2 separate regions of the Homo sapiens genome follow, and region 1 is linked to region 2. The links are chromatin loops, found by intact Hi-C in ENCODE. Cell type or tissue: Calu3. All regions are shown on one strand. Links, peaks and the distances in the headings refer to the core of each region. The heading gives the core; the rest is flanking DNA.

Region 1 (6,557 bases), core at 2,521-5,020, 95 kb before region 2:
AGAATGTTCATAGTTAGAAAATCTTTTTGGGGTATTACTAAAAGCAGAGCCTTTTCCTGCTGACATTTCATTAAATCTTCAGTGTGAGATACACATTTTTTCAATATGTAATGATAATTATCATTTATCATTACATATTACAAAAGAAACGCCAGTGCTGAATTGGAGTTTCTTTTGAATTGTCTTAAAAATCTTCAACACTTCAGGTAGTGTTGGATTCTTCCCCCGACCATAAACACCCTTATTCTGTCTGGAATACAATAAGAAGTCTCATTGCTTATGTGAGACTGAAGAGGGTAAGCCTTGACATTCAAAATAATCACAACCAATACTTCTTATCTTACTTCTAAAATGGTTTCAAAATTAAATCCTTACATAAGTTATAACCAGTTATAAACTTTCTAATTTGTTCAAGGTCTATATTCTCAAGCACATCATGAAAAAAAAGACAGCATTTTCTCAGGACTGTAGCAGGGATAGGATGAGGAAACCATGCATTTATGTTCAACAACAGTTTATCAAAAACTTGTTCTAATCTAAACACTATGGTTAGTATCAAAGATACAAAAATAAAATGATATGTGAGAAATACCAGTTAGGTATTAAAAATAAGTTAATAAGTTATAAGGGAGATAAAGTTATATAGATTACTAGAAGATGGGGATACTGCTTTTTTCAAAGAGAACTTGAGATTGAAGTTAATAATGCTGGAGTCAGGCATTTCTGTCAACTTTCTAGACTAAAATACTTGAAGCAATAATTTTATTTACATATCATATAGAGCTCAATTTACTTTTAATTAGTTTCTAATTCAATGCATTTTCCCATATATTATACTGAGTTATCTTCCAGACACCAGGGAGTTCTGGAAGTTACAAAGATGAAGAGGTCATAGTCTACTCATCCTTTGCAATTACTGGTGATTTACATATGACTTTTCTGATATGGTTAGGCTGTGTCCCCATTCAAATATCAAATTGAATTGTGTCTCCCAGAATTCCCATGTGTGGTGGGAGGGACCCAGGGAGAGGTAATTGAATTATGGGGTCCAGTCTTTCCTGTGCTATTCTCATGATAGTGAATAAGTCTCATGAGATCTGATGCATTTATCAGGGGTTTTTGCTTCTTCCTCATTTTTCTCTTGCCACCACCATGGAAGAAGTGCCTTTCTCCTCCTGCCATGATTCTGAGGCCTCCCCAGCCATGTGGAACTGTAAGTCCAGTTAAATCTCTTTTTCTTCCCAGCCTTGGGTATGTCTTTATCAGCAGTGTGAAAATGGACTAATACAGTAAATTGCTACCAGTAGAGTAGGGCGTTGCTGAAAATATACCTGCAAATGTGGAGGTGACTTTGGAACTGGGTAACAGGCAGAGGTTGGAACAGTTTGGAGACAGGAAAATGTGGGAAAGTTTGGAAATTCGTAGAGATTTGTTGAATGGCTTTGACAAAAATGCTGATAGTAATATGAACAATAAAGTCCAGGCTGAGGTGGTCTCAGATGGAGATGAGGAACTTGTTGGGAACTGGAGCAAAGGTGACTGTTGTTATGTTTTAGCAAAGAGACTGGCAGCATTTTGCCCCTGCCCTAGAGATTTGTGGAACTTTGAACTTGAGAGAGATGATGTAGGGTATCTAGCAGAAGAAATTCAGCAAAGCATTCAAGAGGTGACTTGAGTGCTGTTAAAAGCATTCCATTTTAAAAGGGGAACAGAGCATAAATGTTCAGAAAATTTGCAGCCTGATGATGCAGTAGAAAAGGAAAACCAATTTTTTGAGGAGAAATTCAAGCTGGCTGCAGAAAGTTGCATATATAGTGAGGAGCCTAATGTTAACCCCAAAATCAGGGGGAAAATGTCTCCAGCCTATGTCAGAGACCTTCATGGCAGCCCCTCCCATCACAAGCCCAGAGACGCAGGAGAACAAGGGGTTTCACGGGCCAGGCCCAGGGTCCCCATCCTGTGTGCAGCCTAGCGACTTGGTGCCCTGTGTCCCAGCTGCTCCAACCATGGCTGAAAGGGGCTAACATAGAGCTTGGGCTATGGCTTCAAAGGGTGGAAGCTCCAAGCCTTGGCAGCTTCCACATGGTGTTGAGCCTGTGGGTGCACAGAAGTCACCACAGAAGTTTGGGAACCTCTGCCTAGATTTCAGAAGATGTATGGAAATGCCTGGAGGTCCAGGCAAAAGTTTGTTGCAGAGGTGGGGCTCTCATAATAGTGATAGTGAGTAAGTCTCATGTGATCTGACGGGTTTATCATGGGTTTCCGCTTTTGTTTCTTCCACATTTTTCTCTTGCCACCACCATGTAAGAAGTGCCTTTCATCTCCTGCCATGATTCTGAGGCCTCCCCAGCCATGTGGAACGATAAGTCCAATTAAACCTCTTTTTCTTCCCATTCTCTTTATCAGCAGCATGAAAATGAACTAATACATTTCTATGTATTTTCATTTATCATTTATTAAAAACCTCAAAATTGATAATAAAATGATAAAAATACTTTATAACAAAATTTTCCTGTCATAATTGTTATTCATCACTTCAGTTTTCTCTTGTAACCAGGTAGTCAATTTGACATACCCTGGTTGCAATCAACAGGAAGGAAAACCTATGATTTTATCCCTAAGTATCTTAGAATACTACAGAATATCTTTCTTCACTATCTCTTCTTCAACACCAATTCACAAACAAAGAACATCATGTGAAAAACAAACAAATAAACAAAAAGCAAATAAAATAACACTGTAAGTAGGATATATTAGCTCCCTTGCAGGAGATCTTCTTTCCACCGTGAGTCAGAAGCTCCAGGAAATTGTTGACTGTCTTTTTTTTCCCTTGAAATTTATGTGTCCACCATCTTATATATATAAAAGTCTTCTACTGACTTAATCTAATCAGATTGTAGATGAAGAGATGGGAATCCCATTTCTACATTTCTTTAAGAAACAACCCAAAATCTCAAATTAAAAAAAATGAATTATTATATTTCTTTACTTTTTCACTTAGCTCCTGTTAAATTTCTTACATAAATAATACATGGGCTGAGAACAGGTAGTCTCTCTGATAGCTATTTAATTAACTTACTTAACTGTGACACTGAGGGCTCTCATACAGTTTTTTTCTCCCAAATTGTTGATGCCTTTAAATGATTACCCAGGATTGTGGAATGAGATTCACAACAACAATCTTTTTTATGAACATGGCACAACTTTTTTGTATGAGTAAATTAAAGACAGTATTTAAAATCCTAAAACTCATTGGATGTATGGTCGATTCAGGGATATGGAGATCTCTACACATGAGAAGTTTGCCAGCCAGCTATAAAGGAATTGGTACCAGATAAGTCCCATTACAATAGACAACCACAAAACAAAAAAATATATATCTTGAACAACTATTTTGGGGTGTTGACAATAGGAACTCCTGAGGGTTCCTCTCTGCCTGAGGACAGATGGTCCTGGTGAGCTGAAGGAATAGAGTTTTGGGAAATTTGCATCAGTAGGACTCTCTGGGGGCAGGGCACCAGAGATCAAAGAGATGTGTGTTGGGGGTATGCATATAGACCACTGGGGGGAGCCCTATGCAAGTCCATACTTGTACACTGGGCAGCACAAATAGAGGGCCAGACTGCACAAGGATTGTCTGAGAGCAGTTGCTACAGAGTTGAGAATGGACAAGAATTTCCTGAGGTTGTGCAGTACTATGGGACATTGTAATTGTGGTACAGTCTGAGTGGAGAGATGATCTATTCAGCTAGGTATACAGTTGAGAAACAAGAAAAGCCATGACTTAGGCATTAAGATTGCTTCCTAGAGTAATGTCTAAACTAGATTTTTCTTTAGAAAGCATAAACCTAAACTGTGTAAACAGCCATAGTGTAGTCAGAATTTGGAACTTGAGTCCCATGAAATAAACGGTATTGAAAGATATCTTGAGCTTGCTACAGATCTGCTCTAATAGAACATAAACCAACACTACACAAACCTATAGAAACTCCACCAGCAATTATGCTGCCTATTATGACAAAAATACAGTATATTCAGAGGAAGACAAAGGTATCCAGAGTCTTTAGCATACATAATTCATGATGTTCATTATATAATAAAAGTTGACAGATATTCCAAGAAACAAAAATGGGATGAACATGTGAGCAGAAAAACAGTTAAAAACAGACTCTGAGATGCCCAGATTTTGAAATTAGCTAAAAAACTTTAACACAACTATTATAAATATGTTCAGTGAGTAAGAAAAAAATGGCCATAGAGTGAATAGATGGAGCCTCAGGGTAGCAATGAAAATTATAACAAAAAGTCTAAAAGGAAAATGTAACTAAAACACTGAGAGTCGATAGAGAGGTGATGCAGATATTGACGCTGCAGAAAAAGGAAGCTGGTAACCCTGCAGGAGTAGGAGAACAGGAATAGTTCTGCAGCTTAACAGCTCCTAAAGAAGAAAGCACTGCTGGAATGCCCTGAAATACAAAAAAGCCCCATGGCTGAGTAAGAGCCTAACTGCTGCTCATTGCTCTTAGGCATATCTACTGATCACAGCCCAAATTACAACATCAAAAATATTCTTTCAATATACACTGCTGGTGAAATCCAGGGCAAGAATCTAACCATGAATAAATATCTTGTACAGAGACACAGCCCTCTGAAAGCATCCAAAAATGAAGCCAACAGATTATACCCAACTTAAATCAGTTAAGCCCTCAAGGGAAATAAAGAGCATAAAATCACAAAGCCCCATACAAATGACAGCAAATCCAGGAACAAGATGACAGAATAGAAGGCTCCACTAACTGTACCCCCAACACGGGCACCAATTGAACAACTATTTACACAGAAAAATTCCTTATTAAGTACCAAACATCAGGTGAGCATTCCCAGTACCTTGTTTTAACTCTGTATCACTTAAAGAGGCACAAAGAGATAGAGCAGCAAACAGTCTTGAATCACTGATGCCATCCCTCTCCTACCCCCCAGCAGTGGCAGCATGGTGCAGAGAGCATCTCTGGGCATTGGGGGAGGGAGAGCACAGCAATTGTGAGGCATTGAACTCAGTGCTGCCCTTTTATTGCAGAAAGAAAAACCAGACCAAACTCAGCTGACACCCACCTATGGAAGGAGCATTTAAGCCAGCTCTGGCCAGAAAAAAAATTGCCAATTCCAGTGGTTGGAACTTGAGTTCCTGTAAGCCATGTCACTGTGGGCTAAGTTGCTCTGGGGCTCAAAATAAATTTGAAAGACAGCTTAAGCCACAAGGACCCAACACCGGAGCACCCAGATATATAAAGCAAATATTCTTAGAGTCAAAGAGAGAGATAGTCTCCAATACAATAATAGCTGGATACTTCAACACCCCACTTTTGGCAATGAAAGAATATTCCAAATAGAAAATCAACAAATAAACGCTGGGATTAATATGCACTATACTATGGCTGTATTACTATCAGAGAAAGTATATTAAGATATTTGATAAAGTATCACATTTCATAACGATAAAAGGAACAATTTCTTAGGAAGATATAAAGATTCTAAAATAATAACTTCAGGAACTATAAATCAAAAACTGATGGAGCTAAGGGGGAAATCAAATAGGAAGTAACATATACTCCAATAAAGTTTGTTTTTCAAGAGAACTATATTAGAACCATGATTGCAAATATTGTAATAAAATTTTCCTCTGGGAGATTGAACATAGGGTTTATATTATTTTCAAGGTATTTCTAAGAATTTTGTAAAAATCATGGAATGTCCATGACTTCAGACTTTGAGAAAAGTGTAATATATAATCCATGTGTGGTGCTTTGCTATTTCTGTGTGACCTGCTGTGAATTTTTGAGGTTAGCATTTGGGAGGTGGTAATGTTGGGTACTTCCACGTGGAGGTAATAAAGGAACACAGACTAAAGGTTACTCTGAGCACTCCACAGGCATACTTGGAAGATTTATGAGTCTTATTTGGAAGATTTATTTATTCAGTTAATTATTAAATTCTATTTAGTGCTAACAAGTACTTCCAAATGTGTATGTTTTCAGCATAACCATTTTTCTTGGAATATCGTAAGCAATAAACATATTGACAGTGGTTTCTTGGCTTGCTGTTAAGAGCTGTGATTCAGGGAAACACATAGAATTTAATTTCAGAGGAAATAATAAAATAACTTACTGAATATAAAATATTTCAGTTGTATTACTGTAGCCGTGTTATGCATGAACATGTTCTCATTCAAATTTGAGTGACCTGAATATTGTTTATGCCTTGAAAATATGCATGGATTTTTTTTTGCTGTAAAATTTCCTATGTGCTTTTTGCATATTCCAAAGCTCTACAGACCTTTCAGTAATCAAGCACTGACTTAAAGGTTAGAAGAGTGACAATAAATCTGTTATTGTGCCTCATTCTGAGCTTCTGTAAAACTATAGCTCCTAGGCACTTAATTTGTTAGTGTAAATCATGGTGAATGGTGAATAGCTGTCTATTCCTCAGTCTCTTTCGTGATTTGAAACAGGTCTGTAATACTGACACATGCTTGATGTTACTACTTTTGAATAGAGACA
Region 2 (6,557 bases), core at 2,527-5,026:
TTAAATTGCCATTGTGCTGCTTTCTTATATGCAAAATAAATAGAAAAGACTACTGTTTTAACATTTTATTTTTAACATAATATATTTTTATGAAACATAATCTACCACTCTTGTTTCCCTGATCTGGAGTCATTTCTGCCAAATGCAGGGATTTTAGTCACAGGACTGATAGACCAATGGAATCAGTGAATTCCAAGATACTTTCCAGCTACAAAAGTCTGTGGTAATTCTAATTTTTAATAATGGGAAATTTTCAGAACTTTTTCAATATATTGTCTCTGCTTTCTTTTTCTGGAACGTCCTCTCTCAGGCTAACACACTTGGAAGTTCCTCCAGAATCTATCTTTAGAAGTCATAGCTCAATTTCCATTTTCCACAAAACATCATTGTCCTTCAAAGAAAATTAGGCTCTATGGTCTTTGTATTTCTCTAGTCGATACTCCAGTTGGCTATCATCAAATGTTTGTCGAATTGAATTGTTGAAAGGAGAAAGAAAAGAAATAGATGAAAATCAAAACATTGTTTGAAGCAGTGGTTACAATAGCTAAGATGTGGGAAAAAACATGAATGTCAGCTTAAGAGACAGATCAATGGATAAAGAAAATTCTCTATATACTTAACAAGGGAATACTATTTAGCCTTAAAAAAGAAGGAAATTCTGCAATATGCAGCAACATGGATGAACCTTGAGGACAGTATGCTAAGTGAAATAAGCCAGTCACAGAAAGTTATTGGAAGAGTCCATTGAAATAAACAGTACAGAAAGACAGCGTAACATCTGTCAAATTTACTCTGTGTCACAAACTCTAGTCACCAAATGTTTTATGGCCATTATCATCAGCCATTTGTGTAGCAGCTGAAGGAAGGCCTCCATCCTAAGGGAAGAGGTGTTATGGGTAGCGTGGTATCCACTACATCTGTCAGAAACTGCAGAAAGTTTGAAACTTTAAAAAGGCAAATTACTCAGCAACTATGTGTATCAAAGTAAAGACAAAATAAATTTACATTTAGTTTTGCTCTAATATGTAAAGTAAATGATTTAATAAGTTCTTCATTTAGCATGAACTAAGCTATCTTTAATGCCTTACATTCTCTGGAAAGCATTAATTTCATAAAACAATGAATTACATTTTTTCAAGTCATTTCTACCATGCATCACAGAATAACATAATGACCTGACAACAATTTTTACTAAGAGCATCAGTTGCTATTTCTAGAACATATAAGGGTAAAATGTCAAAAGCCAGGAGTCAACTAAAATGTCTCTATGTAATGTTTGCTAGCTATTACCAGAAACATAGAAAATAATTTAAAATACTCAATGATAATGATGTGGATAAACAACTTGGAATCTAACATTTCCAGGTTACCCATCAGAAACAATTATTTGAATTAATATGAATTTTCCCTTTTCCGCTGACCTGTCTTCTCACTTTGGCTTCCATTTTCCATAAACAATCTATAAAATAAAATCTCACATTTTATAAAAAGTTTTTCAAACCAGGAGCAGTATTAACCACTTTTATTATGTGTATCGAATGTGTTCATTTACGGTTTCTGTAATGAATAGGTTGATAATAGAAATGCCAAAATAGTCATCACTCACAAATTTACTAAGAAATTATGAAACGTGCTTTAAATACTAATGGAATTTCTACCCTTATTTTGAATATGATGATCATCATTGTGAAAGAAAAGACTCATGGATATAAATAAATTCAGAATTAGGATAAATTTGGCGATTAAAGTAAAGATTACACACTGACAACTCTTTTCATAAGCCAGCTTATTTAATGAAATTAGTAATGAGAGGGAGAGAAAGAGGTGGGGAGTTGGGAAGGAGGGAGGGAGGGATAAGTTGCAAGGGAGAGAACACTAAATAGGATGCGAAAGAGGTAAGACTAACAACACTGATGAATTTATCTTTCCAAATATATACAACAAAGGATAATCATGAACAAATACATTCTGGCACAGGATCCATTAATGTACATATCCAAGTGATAAAGTGCATTTTTTTGTGTGTGAGAAAACCTGGATTCTTCTATCCCTCTGTTCTCTCTTTTTTTTCCTCCTTCTCCTTTTCCTCCCACTTGTTCCTCATCTTCCTCTTCCTCCTCATTCTTTGTTCCTTATCCCCCTTCTTCTTCTCTTTCTTCTTCTTTTTTATTTCTTTTTCTTTCTCTTTATTCTTTCTTTTTCAAGTGCCTTATTCATGTTTAGAACTTTGGCTTAATCTTTTAAAAATTATTTGAAAAGTAATTTTCCTGTTGCATGCAAAGACTTCATCTAGCATGAACTAAGCTAGTTTGAATGCTAGCAACTTATAACTGCTATGAAACAAATGACTCACAAAGCATTCTCCTCTTTGAAAAATGTAAAATATACTGTAATAGTTTAGCAGTCTTCAACTGCTGAATTTAAATTCACATTTTGGATTCATTCTGCCGTAGCTGATAAGAGTCTGAGGATAAAGGTGTTGTGAGGAGTATTCAATGGCAGTTTTGGACAGACTGTAATGTTATCAACTCCAGCAATATTCTGTCATCTGCCTTGGCAGCAGGAAAAGCAAAGATCTATCTCACAACAACAACAACAACAAAAAAGCAGCAGTAAACCAAAATAAATGACAAAAAAAACTACTCAGAAAGTCTTGAATGTCATTGGCCTTGTCTGGGACCCTGCTATGGGGTCCTGTTATATTATACTCCACTAACAACAGACAATTTCAGAAATGTTAAAAGAAAAAAAAAACATTTTTAGCCTTGACAATGGTCAAAGTTGTAAGAAATATCAGCAGGATGACGATATCCCTATTGATATGGCATGGATTATGTAGGATGATGATGTGAGTAGAAAAGTCAGCAGCTTCTCACCCTAAGTCCTTATTTTCTAAATGCACAGTGTCAGGGCAGAAATCTTTGATAGATCAGTTTTTAACTTTGAAATTTCATTGTCAACAGAAAGGGCTTAATGGTTTATGGCACATCTTAACATATATTATTTTTCCAATGGTAACACTGATCATAGTCAGTTTTATGCCTGTTTTAAGATCTTAATTGTCATACAATATCACTAATAAAGTAAGTCTTGAGAGGTAATTATAGACACTTATCAACAGGTTGTGTTGGTGGCAGAGGACAATTCTGTTTCAAACAGTATATTCAATTCTGTTTCAAACAGTAATTTCAAATAATATTGCTATGTTTATTTGTAAGTAATATAAAATTTTTATTTAATGCTCACATTTTAACTCAAACTAAATATAAATCTTATTTGAGTCATAGCCAATTTTCTTAACATGTCTTCTCATAGTTTTGATAATTTCATTAAACTTTCAGGTTGTAGTGTGTTCGCATGCTGGACAACCAAAAATAAGATTCTCATGGGAGTGACAAAGACATTCTCCTTGACCAAACCTTAGGCTTCTGTGAGCCTTGTTCTTGAGTACACCTCAACATTGGCCTTTTGTCTTTATCTTTGCCGAGAACAGTTTTAGCAAGAATTTTACTAAGCTTAGCAAGAATCACCTACCATTGAGAGCTGATAAATTTCTTCCCACACCCTTAATACCTAAGTCCTTTGTTTGCTTTAGCAAGAATCCTGTTAGGCCAGTTTTGCAAGAATCTCCCTATTCTTTATGTCTTCTGGTAGTAATTTTCGATTTACTGACCACTTAGCTCTACTCCCTTGCTATAAAACCCCACTTTTCCTTCTGTTCAGAGTCCAGCTCAATCTCTCTCTTTATTGCAGCAGCCTTGAAGGAAGTCTTCCTTACTGTTTTTAACAAGTGTCAGAATAATTGTTCTTAGACAGGAGGGATACTTTGATTCTTCTTCCTTGTATTTCCATGACATGATTTTTGTTCTAAACCTCCAATCTCAAGAGGAAATAGTATTGGGAAAACTACGTTTGTTTTTTCACTCCACTTCTCTCATTGATTTCTCCCCTCAAAAAAAAAAAAAAAAAAAAGGAAAGAAAAGGAACGAAGAAGGTAAATATATAGAAAAATTTGTTGAAAAATGAATTCCTATTATGTCTACTATTACTAAATATCTACTGCTGTGTTTACAGTCATAGTTCCTGTATGGCCCCATATCTTCTCATCCCCTTTTCTCCCCTCTCTCTCTCTGGTTCTCACTCATGCTATCTACAGTTAGCTCATATGTCTTCCTCTGATGATCCTCACCAGTCACTACTCACTTTGGGGCAAGGCTTCTTTATATGTTTGAGGATAAGTGGGGTCTGTATCCTTCCAACTGTTCCATTCCCTACCAGGGTGGCTCCATCGGTTGAATTCTGAGAAAAGGGAAAAAAAAAAGAAACAATTTAGGATCATTTTCAAACCTCTGCCTCCAACCCACTATTGTTTCTGTAGTGAAAACAAAGTCATTGAATTCTCATATGGTCTCAGTTTAGAATACAATAGTGAGGAGAGTTCCCACTGTCATCTCTATAAATAATTAGGGTTTATAAGAAACCTGGAAAACAAGATCAAGGTATAGCAATAACTTGATTAATGGGGTCAGAAAAACACCCAATAAACTTCATAGAGGGGGCTGCTCTTTGTTAGATAGGAGATGTGCCTTAGCTTAGCTTTGATTTAGAAAGATCTATAAGAACATCCCCTTCCCTAAATCAAATCTACAGGTTCCCCATCAGTATCTTATACAATGTTTGCCTGGGGCAGTCATTTGTCATCCTATTGGGAAACCTTGATCTGAAATTCTCCCCCAATTTTAAGTAGACTTTCTAACAGTAGTGCTATTTTTATTCTCTTTAAAGCATTATGTCCTGGTGGGTTTTTTAACCTTTATCTGCAGGTAAAGAATATATAGGTTTCAGTATTTCAACAGTGGGTCAATGCCAGATATTCTTGACCTGTCAAATTGTACTTTTGACATGATGATATGAGATAAATGGGCATTCTAATTCTAAAACCTCTACTTATTAAACAAAACATCATAATTACCTCCACTTTTTTCTTAATATGCATCAGCCAACATTCCTTTCAAAGCTTCCCTTTCAGTTCCTTTATTAGTTTTATTTTTATTCTGAACTCCTTTCCGTTTGTCTGACACACTCAAATAATAATATAAAACATCTTACTTATATCCAGAAGGATAGGACATCTTTTACAATGCTACTTAGAGAAGATATGACAGCTGCCTTCCTCACAATGCAAAGCTCTCAGTGTGACTCTAAAACAAGTGTTACCAGCGTCTGCATTAAACACATAAAAGTATCATTTGATAATTACATATAGTGATACAATTAATTAATTGGTTCATTAGCAATGTCTTAAAAATACTTATTTCTTCAATGTTAAAATAGGAACAAGTCAGTAATAATCATTTGAAAATAAGTATTAAAGGGTTGTACTTTTGGCTATGACTGAGTGATTTATGATCAGGAAATATGCTCTCCAAAAACAACTATAAAGTTGTACCAAATGGACAGAAACAAATATTTCAGCACACCAGAACTTAACTAAAGTTGTAGAGAAGACTGAAAAGTGTTTGTTTTTAAAAGTATGCTGAATATCAAAGAGTCTATTAGAGAAGTAGATGGCAAGGCTGAACTGTAGTTTATAGAGTGTAATGAAAAAGATTGGGATTGTGGCTTAAATACAATAATCTAAATAACTATATGTATCCAGCTAGGCGGGGAATCACAGCAATCAAAAACCACAATCTGCTTATGACAATATTGTTGGCAAAATTCTGTTCCCTTAGAATTATGGGGAGCTCAATTATCTGTGTGTTTGTGTATAGTAGGTACAGGGTTAGCAATACCATAATGGAAACATATATAGGAAGAAAAAGAAAGCTCCAATGAGAAAGTGGTCAGTTTGGTTTTCTCTGTAGGCAGCAAGAACAGCAAGAAAGCCTTCATAAAGATGTCACTCACAAAAGTCCTGAAGTGGAAAAGATGAATGTCTGTGGTAAGATGTGTTGGACAGGGGATGAAAGAAGAAAGGGCATTTAAGATAAACAGGCACAAGGACAATACAAAGATATAATTTGGTCGGCTAGTCTGTCAAATGGTGATTCAAAGAAGTTGCAGTGCATTTTGAAGATAGTTGGGCACCAGACCCAGATGGCCTTTTTCGTAAATGGACGGAGAGTCATTATTAAAAAGCTGGTTACTGGTGAGTCTATACTCACCAGTATCAGTTGTACCTATTAGAAATTCCAGTCTGATAACAGCATGGATAGACTGAAATGAGAATGAAGTCAGGGAGACCACTTGGGAAGGTTGCTATAATCATCCAATTAGTGTATAATGAATATATAGACCTAGAGCTGCAGTTCTCAAGCTGTTTGGTCTAGGGACCTCTTTACACTGTTAAAGATTATTGAGATTGCAAAAAGCTTTTGCTTTTTTTTCTTTCCTTCATATTTTCTGTATGAAAAATTAATACAAATTTTAACAATTAATAATTGTAATTAAAATATCAATAACAAAGTTACTACAGAATATTTTACATTTCTGGAAAGGTAATTATATTTTCCACATTAAAAAAAAATCAGTTAAAAGAGTAACATTGTTTACAG

The links. Peaks named below come from ENCODE experiments on the same cell type or tissue, not always from the same donor. Only the 100,000 strongest peaks of a DNase experiment are listed, where the experiment ranks them.
Region 1: a loop joins it to region 2, with 7 times the contacts of the local background. A loop is called at or near these places in 2 of 110 quality-filtered maps.

What each region holds. Positions count from the first base shown.
Region 1 is chr5:102,087,977-102,094,533 of GRCh38, reverse strand. No RefSeq gene overlaps it. Among named protein-coding and RNA genes, the nearest start is that of SLCO4C1, 210 kb to the left of the region's middle. In Calu3, for the core only: a CTCF peak has its summit at 3,568 (motif pointing right); a DNase peak (open chromatin) is centred at 3,573.
Region 2 is chr5:101,992,844-101,999,400 of GRCh38, reverse strand. No RefSeq gene overlaps it. Among named protein-coding and RNA genes, the nearest start is that of SLCO4C1, 300 kb to the left of the region's middle. In Calu3, for the core only: no CTCF peak of the experiment used is centred there; a DNase peak (open chromatin) is centred at 3,620.